Regions from separate parts of the Homo sapiens genome. Here region 1 is linked to region 2. A link is a loop called in an ENCODE intact Hi-C map of the cell type or tissue named here. Cell type or tissue: transverse colon. All regions are shown on one strand. Each heading gives the region's core, and the rest is flanking DNA. Links, peaks and the distances in the headings are about the cores only.

Evidence for each region. Hi-C counts contacts between places; a loop is a spot of excess contacts. Peaks named below come from ENCODE experiments on the same cell type or tissue, not always from the same donor. Only the 100,000 strongest peaks of a DNase experiment are listed, where the experiment ranks them.
Region 1: it touches region 2 in a loop (11-fold over the local background); 2 of 110 quality-filtered maps call a loop at or near these places.

What each region holds. Positions count from the first base shown.
Region 1 is chr9:68,682,820-68,688,205 of GRCh38, reverse strand. No RefSeq gene overlaps it. Among named protein-coding and RNA genes, the nearest start is that of PIP5K1B, 20 kb to the left of the region's middle. In transverse colon, for the core only: a CTCF peak has its summit at 2,239; a DNase peak (open chromatin) is centred at 2,245.
Region 2 is chr9:68,733,666-68,739,051 of GRCh38, reverse strand. All of the region lies in intron 1 of PIP5K1B (phosphatidylinositol-4-phosphate 5-kinase type 1 beta), which reads right to left. Among named protein-coding and RNA genes, the nearest start is that of PIP5K1B, 31 kb to the right of the region's middle. In transverse colon, for the core only: no CTCF peak of the experiment used is centred there; a DNase peak (open chromatin) is centred at 2,441; H3K27ac peaks cover 2,590 bases.

The DNA.
Region 1 (5,386 bases), core at 207-5,206, 51 kb after region 2:
GAAGCATCTTTTTATGTATTTTTCTCCATATATATCCTCTTTGATAAAGTGTCTGTTCAAATCTTTTGGCCATTTAAAAATTGGATTCTCTTATTGAGCTTTGTGGGCTCTTTATATATTACGGATACAAGTCATTTGTTGGACACAAGTCATTTATGTAGGAAAATATTTGCAAATATTTTCCACCAGTCTGTAGCTTGTCTTTTCATTTTCTGAAGTGTCTTTTGCAGAGCAGAAATTTTAAATTTTTATAAAGCTAAATTTATCAGTGTGTGCTTTTATAAATCATATTTCTAGTGACATATCTAAGAAAACTTTGCTTAAGCCAAAGATTTAAGTATTTGCTTAAATCTTTGCACATTTTTTTTCTATGGTATCTTCTAGAATTTTTATGGTTGAAACTTCTTGCATTTAGGCCTATGATAGTCTACGATGCATTTTTAGTTAACTGTTAACTATTTTGTATTATACAATACAGGATATAAGTTGAAGTTCTCTTTTTTTAGCATATGAATGTCCAGTTGTTCCAATACCATTTATTGAAAGACTTATTTTTCTACCTCATTCGTATCTTTGTCAAAAATCAAGTAACCACCTATGTGTGGGTCAATTTCTGGGCTCTCTGTTCTGTTTTATTAATCTATATGTTATATTTTTCTCAGTATCACACTGTCTTGATTTCTGTGGCTTTATAGTAATTCTTGAAATCAGGCACCGTGAGTTCTCAAATTTGTTCCTCTGTTTTCTTTTTTGTTGTTGTTGTCGTTGTTGTTTTCAAACAGAGTCTCATTCTGTCACCCAGGCTGCAGTGCAGTGGCACGGTCTTGACTGACTGCAACCTCTGCCTCCTAGGTTCAAGTGATCCTCCCACCTCAGCCTCCCGAGTAGATGGGATTATAGGCGCCACCACATCCAGCTGATTTTTATATTTTTACTACCTCACAAATATCACCTATAGTTGAGAGATGAGAAGGCAAAGAAAGAAGACAAAAGAGTGCTAGACAGGAAGGAACTATCCCAAAATCTGGATTACTTGGAGGAATGGTAGGGAAGTTGGAGGGTCTGAAGGATGGAAGTGGCTTTGCAGGCTGGGGTGAAGGGTCGGCAGGGATTGGTGGTGATGAGTGAAACCACTCAGCCTAGCAGATGAATGACCAGATGGCGACAGGAGGGGGCAGGATGAAGCCCCAATTGGGCGATTTAGGGGATGGATGACAGCCCAAGGAGCCAAGTAAGGAGCCTGAGATGATGATAATAAAAATCAATCAAATTATCCATCAATTATCCATCAAAAAGCAATCAAATTATCCATGCTAATTAGTTAGCCAGATGCTTCCATGCATTATCTCCAATCTTCAGTCCACCCTCCCAGAGAGATATCATTGTTCTGGCATTACAGATGCAAAAGCAGAGGGTCCGAGAATCCCAGTGTGGCAAAGCCTGTCTGCCTCTAAAGTACAGCTGCCTTGGATGATACCAGCCTGCCTCCCAACTCATGCCAAGTTTATTCACTCACTCAGCCAGCCAGTCAGCTAGCACCTACTATCTAAGCTATATGCTGAAAACAATAACAATATTTGTCACTAAATGTAACAGAGAACCCTAACTGCATTCTTGTAAAATCCATTTCCTTTCTCAAAATTTTGTTTATAGGACTGTTAGAGCCATTCCAATAATGTACTTTTTTTCATTTTTCTTTTTTTGTTTTTGACAGAGTCTCACTCTGTTGGCCAGGCTGGAGTACAATGGTGTGATCTTGGCTCACTGCAACCTCTGCCTTCTGGGCTCAAGTGATTCACGTGCCTTAGCCTCCCAAGTAGTAGCTGGGATTACAGGCATGTGCCACCAAGCATGGCTAATTTTTGTATTTTTAGTAGAGACAGGGTTTCACCATGTTGGCCAGGCTGGTCTTGAACTCCCAGCCTCAAGAGACCAGCCCACCTCGGCCTCCCAAAGTGCTGGGACTACAGGTGTGAGCCACTGCATCTGGCCCATCAATGCACTTTTGAAGGTGAGCCTCTCTTACTTGGGTTGATGGAGGTGCAGCCTTCCCAACTTAGCAGTTCAGAAATGAGGAAGCTCTCTTTCTGATGGACTGAATCTCCCACCCAAACTAGTCAAGAACAAGAGTAAATATCTGACCAATATAAGGTATGAGAAGTTTCAAAGCAGTGCCTAGTGCTCTTAGCTGCTAATTAGGTTCATAACCACCTGTCACCAGTTGGGGGCATGCGAGGAAAGAATCTTGCCCCTACAGCCCATGATGCATTGCAGGATCTGGACAGCGTGAACATTTAACCCAGGTCTGGTCCACATGGACACATTCAAATAACCTTTCAAGTTATGAAAAGCATTTTATTAATCAGGTGTGTGATCTTTTGGAGTTTAGATTCTAAAGATTATTTTTCATTCTAACGCCTTTTTGAGGACCAAATGTGAAGAAAAGAGGCTCAAATACAGGTGTCAGGATGAGATTTTCTTCTCTCATATTGATTCCTTCTTTCCTAGCCTGGTCCATTTATTCACTTCTACAAAGAAATAAGTTAAAATTACACTTCTATTGGTATAAGCCATGAAAATTATGCTCTGAGACGTGGCTACCATTTGTAGATGTGGTCCCTGGACCAGCAGCCTCAGCATCACCTAGAAATTTACTAGAAATGCGGAGTCTCAGGCCCCAGCCCAGACCTACTGAATCAAAGTCTGCATTTTAATGAAATCCACAGGTGATTTGTGTGCACACTAATGTTGACAAAGCACCAGTGTAGAAATACATAATAGAAGCCTCTACATGACGCTTAGAGACTTTGGACCTCTGGGATGGGGCCAGGTTCATGGAGAGGAATAAACAAAGGTGATGAGGAGGGAAAAAGAAGAAAGATGAAGATCAGAGAGAAGAGGGTGTCCTAATACCCACTCTAGATACACACTGGGCAAGCTGATAGGATGATACGTTGGGAAAAATAAATGCTTGATTCCATTGCCTGGATTCCACATACAATTGCCATTTGTTTCTGATAATGGACTGACTCCCCTTTCATCCTTACAGGTATTGTCAACATGACTAAGGGATTCCATGTGGCTCTAAAAGTTGGGCAGGGGAAACTTTCTTTATAAAGCTAAACTGCTTCTGCAAATGGGACACATAAAGAGCATAGTTTGGAATAAATTTTTCACCAGATGCTGGGTGCAGTGAATCATGCTTGTAATCTCAGCACTTTGGGAGGCTGAGTCAGGAGAAATTGCTTGAAGCCAGGAGTTCGGGACCCCAACTCTATAAAAAGCAAACAATATTAACTAAGCATGGTGGCACGCACCTGTAGTCCCAGCTACTCAGGAGGCTGAGCTGGTAGGATCGCTGGATTCCAGGAGGTTGAGGCTGCAGTGAGCCATAATCACTCCACTGCACTTCAGCCTGGATTACAGAGTGAGACCCTATCTCAAAAGTTAAAAATAAATAAATAAATAAATAAATAGTTTTCCACCAGGGACTCTGTTTGCCCAAAAATGTAAGTTGGGGATTTTCATTCCTAGAGTTACTTTCCCTCTGAACTCCAGACTCACTCCACCAACCGTCTTCTCAGCATCTCCCCTTGATGTCACACAGATAGATCAAACACAGCTTGAGCAATCTGCTCCCCATCGTGTCTCTTGTCACTTTGCATCTCTATAAATGGCATCACCTTCCATTAATTAAGTAACCATCCTAATTAAGACAGAATTCTGGGAGTCACTCTTCATTCCTTGATTCTACACTTTCATCATTCCCACACATCTATTCCACAACAAGTCCTATCAATTGCATCTCCAAAATATCTGTTTAAGCCATTCTCTTCTCTATATTCCCACTGTTTCATCTCAGTCTTGGCCATCATGATCTCTTGCCTGGACTCCTGTAACAGCCCCCTAATTGAACTATTTTCTTCCATTTTTGCCCTACTTCCAATCCATTCTCCTCTGAGAAGCAATTAGACACAACTTCTGAAATAACAACTTCTCCTCCTCCTCCTCCTCCTCCTTCTTCTCCTTCTCCTTCTCCTCCTTCTTCTCCTCTTCCTCCTCCTTCTCTTCTTTCTTCTTTTGAGCAGAGTCTTGCCTGTCTCCCAGGCTGGAGTGCAGTGGTGTGATCACAGCTCACTGCAGCCTTGATCTCCCAAGCTCCCAGATCTTCCCACCTCATCCTGTCGAGTAGCTGGGACCACAGGTGCATGCCACCACACTCGGGTAATTTTTGTATTTTTTGTAGAGGTGGGGTTTCAGCATGTTGCCCAGGCTAGTCTCGAATTCCTGAGCTCAAGTGATCTGCCCACCTTGGCCTCCCAAAGTGCTGGGATTACAGGTATGAGCATCGCACCCAGTGAATGATAAAGTTCTTAAAACATTAAGCCCTATTCCTCCCCGTGTAAACCCTCCCCATTGCATTTAGGGAAACATTCAAATCTTTACCATGATTTCTCAGCAATCTCCCCTCTACGACCCCCTTTTCCTATTACCCTGCTCAGTCCCTGCAATGGGCTAAATCTTATCCACACTGGTCTGTTTCTTGAATTGCCAAACAGGGTTTTACATATGCTGTTACCACTTCCTGGAATCTTTTCACTCATTCTTTCCAGGGTTTACTTCCTTCTTATGTTTTAATTAGAATGTCACCTCCTAAGAAAGGCTCCATTTCAACCATCCTTACTAAAATAAGCTTTCTCTGTAATTCTCTTACTTAGCCCCTTGTTTCCATCACAACATTTATTACAGATTAAAACAATCTTTGTTTGTTTTTCTATTTGTTTCTGGAGTTGCTGTCCTTGCAGCAGGCTGAGCTCCATAAAGGCATGGAGTTATCAGTCTTGCATGCTATAGTTTGCCCTGAACTCTGATAGTGCCTGGTGAAAGCAGTATTTCAATATATGTATTGTGAGTAAATGAAAGTCAAAATTATACACACAGGTTCACTGTGCATGTTCCAACATTAAATTGCAATTTCTTAAAATCTTAGAATTCTTGGTAGATGCATTTCTATGTGGAGAATTTCTGATTCCACCTTCTATTAAACCCTAAGAAGGATAATTTCTAATTATGAGAATTCTATGGGATCGCTGATTTCCTTGTGAGAAAGTATCACCTATTGATACATATTTTTTCCTGTGTATTAGACTAAGTGTTGGCTCAAATGAATTGCACTGGGGAATTTCTGAACTATTAAAAAGTTAAACCAAAGAATCACATGGCTCCTTCTCCATCATTTGTATAATTGCACTTTTGAAGATTTAATCTTCATAGGTGTTTTAGCTCTTGATTTAACAAAGAATAAGCATTTGCTAGAAAACCAAATTATCTACAACCTGCTTTCTGGAATGGAAAATTAAATGATTGCAGCTACAATATCATAGAT
Region 2 (5,386 bases), core at 222-5,221:
AGGATTGTTCAGGGTCGGCTGACGGAGAATGAAGAAACTGAAGGCTGGACCCCATGGTAAAGCCATGGAGAACTTTTTTGGCCGGTGAAGAAGAGGGTATAGGCTCATCCAGAAATGTTGAGGCATGGGCCTGAGCCCAAAAAGAAGAAAAAAAAAATGTTGGCCTTCCTGAGATCAAAGTGGGCTCAAGTACACTGTTTGAAACTTGGATTGAAGCGTTGAAAATGTGGATAGTTTAATATGATCCTGAAGAAGGGTGATCTGAAGGAACTTGCAGATTAAAAGAAAAGGGGCCCCTTCTCAGAGAGGGCCTGAAAGGGTCTGTTTAAGCTAGAAATATGTGGAAGGGTCCATTTAAAAGTCTAGAAATTTGGCCAAACTCGCCAAGGAACATGAGAATCAAGTTGTACTGCCTCATATCACATGACAGCCGGAATGGAGCAAAGTGACTAACTTCACCCCACCCCTTGTCATCTCCAGCTTTCAGATGAGAATACGCAGATCCAAGGAAGGTGATGCCAACTGCTGGCCCAAGATGACAACTAGTTTATGGTGGTGACAGGAACAGTACTCACATCTTTTCCTCTCAGTCCAGCAATTCTTTATTATAGCATGCTCTCATAGCAACCATATGTAGGTGGACCCAGCATTCTCCTACCATACATGAATTAACCTTAAAAAGTCATTTTCACTATACAAGTGTTACTGTTTTTAATTGGTGAAATTCAAGACGGCCAAAAATAAAGAAAATCAACTGTTGTTTCAATTATAAATACAACCTCAATTTTAGAAGTTCTCATTATTTCTGTTAAATGTACCTAGTTGGTGTTGGCCTATTTTCATAGTTCATATTATGAAGATTTATTCTATAGGTTTACATCATCAGCCACATACATATGAATTTTTCAGATCTCTATCCAAGTTCTAAGGATCCTGCTTCAGTTTGGGGCCAAGAAAACCCTAAATACCTGCCACTAGAAACCTCTTTCTAGGCTGACGAACACTCAGTCATTACCTATGTTATGGCATATGAATAGAATCAGCTATGAATTTATTGCATTATTCTGTCATCCTCCAACATCTCTCTATTATGTGCGTAAGGAGACCGGTGAGAGATATTTGTCAAATGCTTTGATGTCTTTGGCATTATCTTCCAATATAGAAGCCCCTTTTATAAAAGAAAATGTGACAATTGGTCACTACGCATTAGTAGATTTATGCTGGTTCCTAAGGATCAATGCAATCTCTTCTCTGGACTCCTAAATAATTTATATGATGATAGTTCAGAAATTTTGCAAGGGTGCATTTCACACATTGAAAGTTTTAGGAATTCAACTTTGTCAAAAGCTATATAGAACAACATTTGCATATCTCTGGTCTTCTGGAACCTCTGCCACTCTCCAAGTTCACTCAACAATCACCAGCAATGGCTCAAAGATGATGCCTGCTAACTCCTTCAACCCTGCTAACCCTGAGATACAATCCAGTGTGCCCCAGAGAGGTAAATGCATTCAAATTACCTGGATTTTCTTTCATTGTCATCCAAATCCCTTTTAGTAACACCCTTTTAATTTTGGAAATCACTTCCTTTGATGGAGAATTGAAAGCAACATAGTTCTGCATACATCATCTATTCATGCTAGCCTTATGCCCTTACTTAAGCAATAGTCTAATCCTGTCCCCATTCTTCTAGCTCCAGATACAACTAAAAAGCAAAATAAACATAACACTATTCTCAAAATACAAATGACATATGCCGCCATGCACACTCCAAAAAGGTTCAACCTAGCCAGCAAGGAAATAAAATAAACACACCAATAAAATGTCATTTTGTAACAAACTGGAAACACACCTTTAATTGACAGAAAGCAAACCTGGTGACGTTGTAGGGAAACTGACATCCTTATATATTTACCAATAATTTAACTGTATTTGGAAGCAAATACATAAGATGTTCATGCTCTTTGTTCCAGGAAACCTAAACTTGGATATTTATCTTAAGAGACACAATCTGAAAGAAAAGAAGGTCAAAGTATATAATTATAGGAAGTATAGGAATATCAAAATGGCCCCAAACTGGATGCCTTCTAAGTATTCAACAATGGGAATGGTTAAGTAAACTACAAAACATCAGCTGTGGTAGGCTGAATAATGTCCCCAAAGATGTCCACATCCTAATCCCCAGAACTTGTGAATATACTACTTTACATGGTAAAAGGAATCTTCGAGATGTAATTAAATTAAGTGCCTCAAAATGGGGAGATTATCCAAATGCACCCAAAGTAATAACAAAAGTGTGTAGAAGTGGGAGACAGGAGGTTCAGAATAGGAGAAGTGGTGACTGAAGCAGAGGTGAGGTTTGAAGATGCTGCTGGCTTTAAAGATGGAGTGAGAGGCCATGAGTCAAGGAGTGAGGGTGGATTCTAAAAGATGGAAGAAGCAAGGAAATGGATTCTCCCTGGAGCCTCCAGAAGGAGTGCAGCTCTGCCAACACCTTGATTTTAGGACTCTGACCTCCAGAACTGTGAGATAATAAATTTGTATCCTTTTATGCCATTCCATTTGTGGTAAGTTTTTACAGCAGCAGTAGGAGACTAATACACAAACTATTATGCAGCCACTGAATGTTATAAACCTGAGGACTACAGAGCAACAGAAAAAAAATGTTAAAATACACAGATGGCAAAACTGTATGTACACAATTACTACATGTGAAATATGCATACAAATAGATCAAGATTAATAGATTAAGATAAAATATACTAGTAGAGTAAAAGACTTTTTAACTGGTCTTTCTACTTCTGCAACATTCAGAGTGACCAGAGTGGTCCTTTTCAAATATGAAATCAGATGACCCTATTCCTCTGCTCAAAAGCCTCCAATAGCTCCTCTCTCCTCAAAGAAAAAGACCAAGTCCCCACAAGGACCTCTATAGCCCAACTCCACAGCAGTACACAGCTCCCACGACAGCCACTCACATGCGCTTTCCGTGATTCCATCCCAGACACCACCTGCCCAAATTTGTGTTTGTCCTCACTCACTCCATCTCATTACCTGGCTGACCCTGCTCCAGGCTCATGGACCAACCTGCTGTTCCTGGAGTGTTCCAAGCCACTCCTGCTTCAGGCTTTTGCACTGTTTGCTCCCTCTGCCTGAAATACTCTTCCTAGTGGTATGCGCATGGCTCATTCCCTTGCTTCCTCCCTGTCTCTGCTCAAATGCCACCTTAGCAATGGGGCTTTCTTCAACTGCTGTATATAAGTAACAGTCCCATCATTCCACCTCAGAACCCCCTACTCCCTTATCCTGCTTTACCTTTCTCCAAAGCATGTATTATTGTCATATTTAAAATATCTATTTGTGGCCGGGCACAGTGGCTCATGCCTGTAATCCCAGCACTTTGGGAGGCTGAGGCAAGCGGATCACTTGAGTCCAGGAGTTCGAGACCAGCTCGGCCAACATGGCTAAACGCCATCTCTACTAAAAATACAAAACATTAGCTGGGCGTGGTAGCACATGCCTGTAATCCCAGCTACTTGGGAGGCTAAGGCACAAGAATAGCTTGAACCCGGGAGTCAGAGGTTTCAGTGAGCTGAGATCAAGAGGAGGTCAACTTATAACCCAGAGGAGCCTAAGTAGACATGACAAATCTAATGACAAATATAACGTGGTATTCCAGATGGGATCCTGGAACAAGAACAACCACCAAAAAAAAAAAAAAAAAAAAAAAAAAAAGACACTAGGGGAAAACAGCAAATCTGAATAAAGTATTAACAGTAGTATATCAAAATTAGTTAATGAATTGTGGCAAATGTATATACTAATATAAGATAAAGATAGGGGAAACTGGTATGGGGTATATAAGAATTCTCTCACTACATTTGTAATAGTGCTCTAAATCTAAACATGTTCTCATATAAAAAGTTTGTTAAAAAAAACTTCCAAGAGATCAGGACCACTGTCATCAAAGGCTCCTCCATCTTCCATGCCATAAAGTCATTCTTTCTTAATGGTTGGTGTTAAATCCAATATAGCAATTTATTTGTTGTATTCTGAAAAGTGACAAAAATAGGCCGAAAGGCACTAGGTTGTTTTTAGCCCAATTACTCAGCCAGCAGAAGCTGAGATGGTCACCTCCTATTGCCTTTTCCAGTTTTGCCATTTGCCCAGTATCAACAGATCAGCCTCAGCCTCCATCTGTTTGGCTAGTAGAAGGTTCCTACAACAATCAAATGATGGGCTGCTTTCCTTTTTCTTTTAACCTCACCAAATGTTCTGCAGAATAGTTCCTCCATCAGATTGTGGATTTATAGATAAGCATGTTCTTCCTTCCTTATCAATCCTGTTTCTCCCTTTTGTATAGACTGGAGGGACATTCTTATCCTTGTGAGTTTCAAGACCATTTGAGCAAAATGTCATGGGAGCAGGTAGCAGTCATCACATTAGAGGAAAAATAAGTAGAGAGAAAAAGGAGGAGGATCTTCTATATCCAGTCCATTTTATACATTCTGGACCCATCTGCCTGCTACCAGCAGTCTTCACTGGTCAACCACTCAACAAAGCAGTAGAGATATGTTGGACGTAGCTTTGAGCCTTTGTTCTTATGGTCCTTCCCTCCCAGTTAAGACATCTTTCCCTTTCTATTGTTTCTTCTAGCTTTATTAATTCTGTGTGCCTCCTACATAGGAGTGATCTTTCTCTCCTCTGAACTCTAATAAAACCTGTCTCACTTTGAGTTCCCAGGCAGTTGGTTGTGTCTCACATGCGTATTTCCTCAACAACACTGTAGTAAACTCTTTAATGGGGTGAACTTCATCTACTTTTCTGTATATACTTTGTGCCTTGATCAATCAAATTGTCCAATAAATATTAGCAAGAATTTGAGTACTTAACATTGAGTTTTTAACAATAAGTCAATGAGGTAGGAATATAATTACCCCCATTTTATAGCTGAAAATGCTGAAGAATAAAGTAGCTAAGTGACTTTCGTGGGGTTGCATGGAAGTTGCAGAGCCAGAATTTCAGCCCAAATTCAAGCTCTTAATCACCACAATACATTCTACTGCCTCCTAATAAATATACTAGTTAAATGATCCTTTAAAGAGTCTAAGTATTGCCGGGCACAGTGGCTCACGCCTGTAATCCCAGCACGTTGGGAGGCCGAAGCGGGTGGATCACAAGGTCAAGAGATCGAGACCAGCCTGGCCAACATGGTGAAACCCCGTCTCAACTAAAAATACAAAAATTAGCTGGGCATGGTAGCCTGCACCTGTAGTCCCAGCTACTTGGGTGGCTGACGCAGGAGAATTGCCTGAACCCGGGAGGCGGAGGTTACAGTGAGCTGAGATCACGCCACTGCACTCCAGCCTGGGCGAATAAGCAAGAC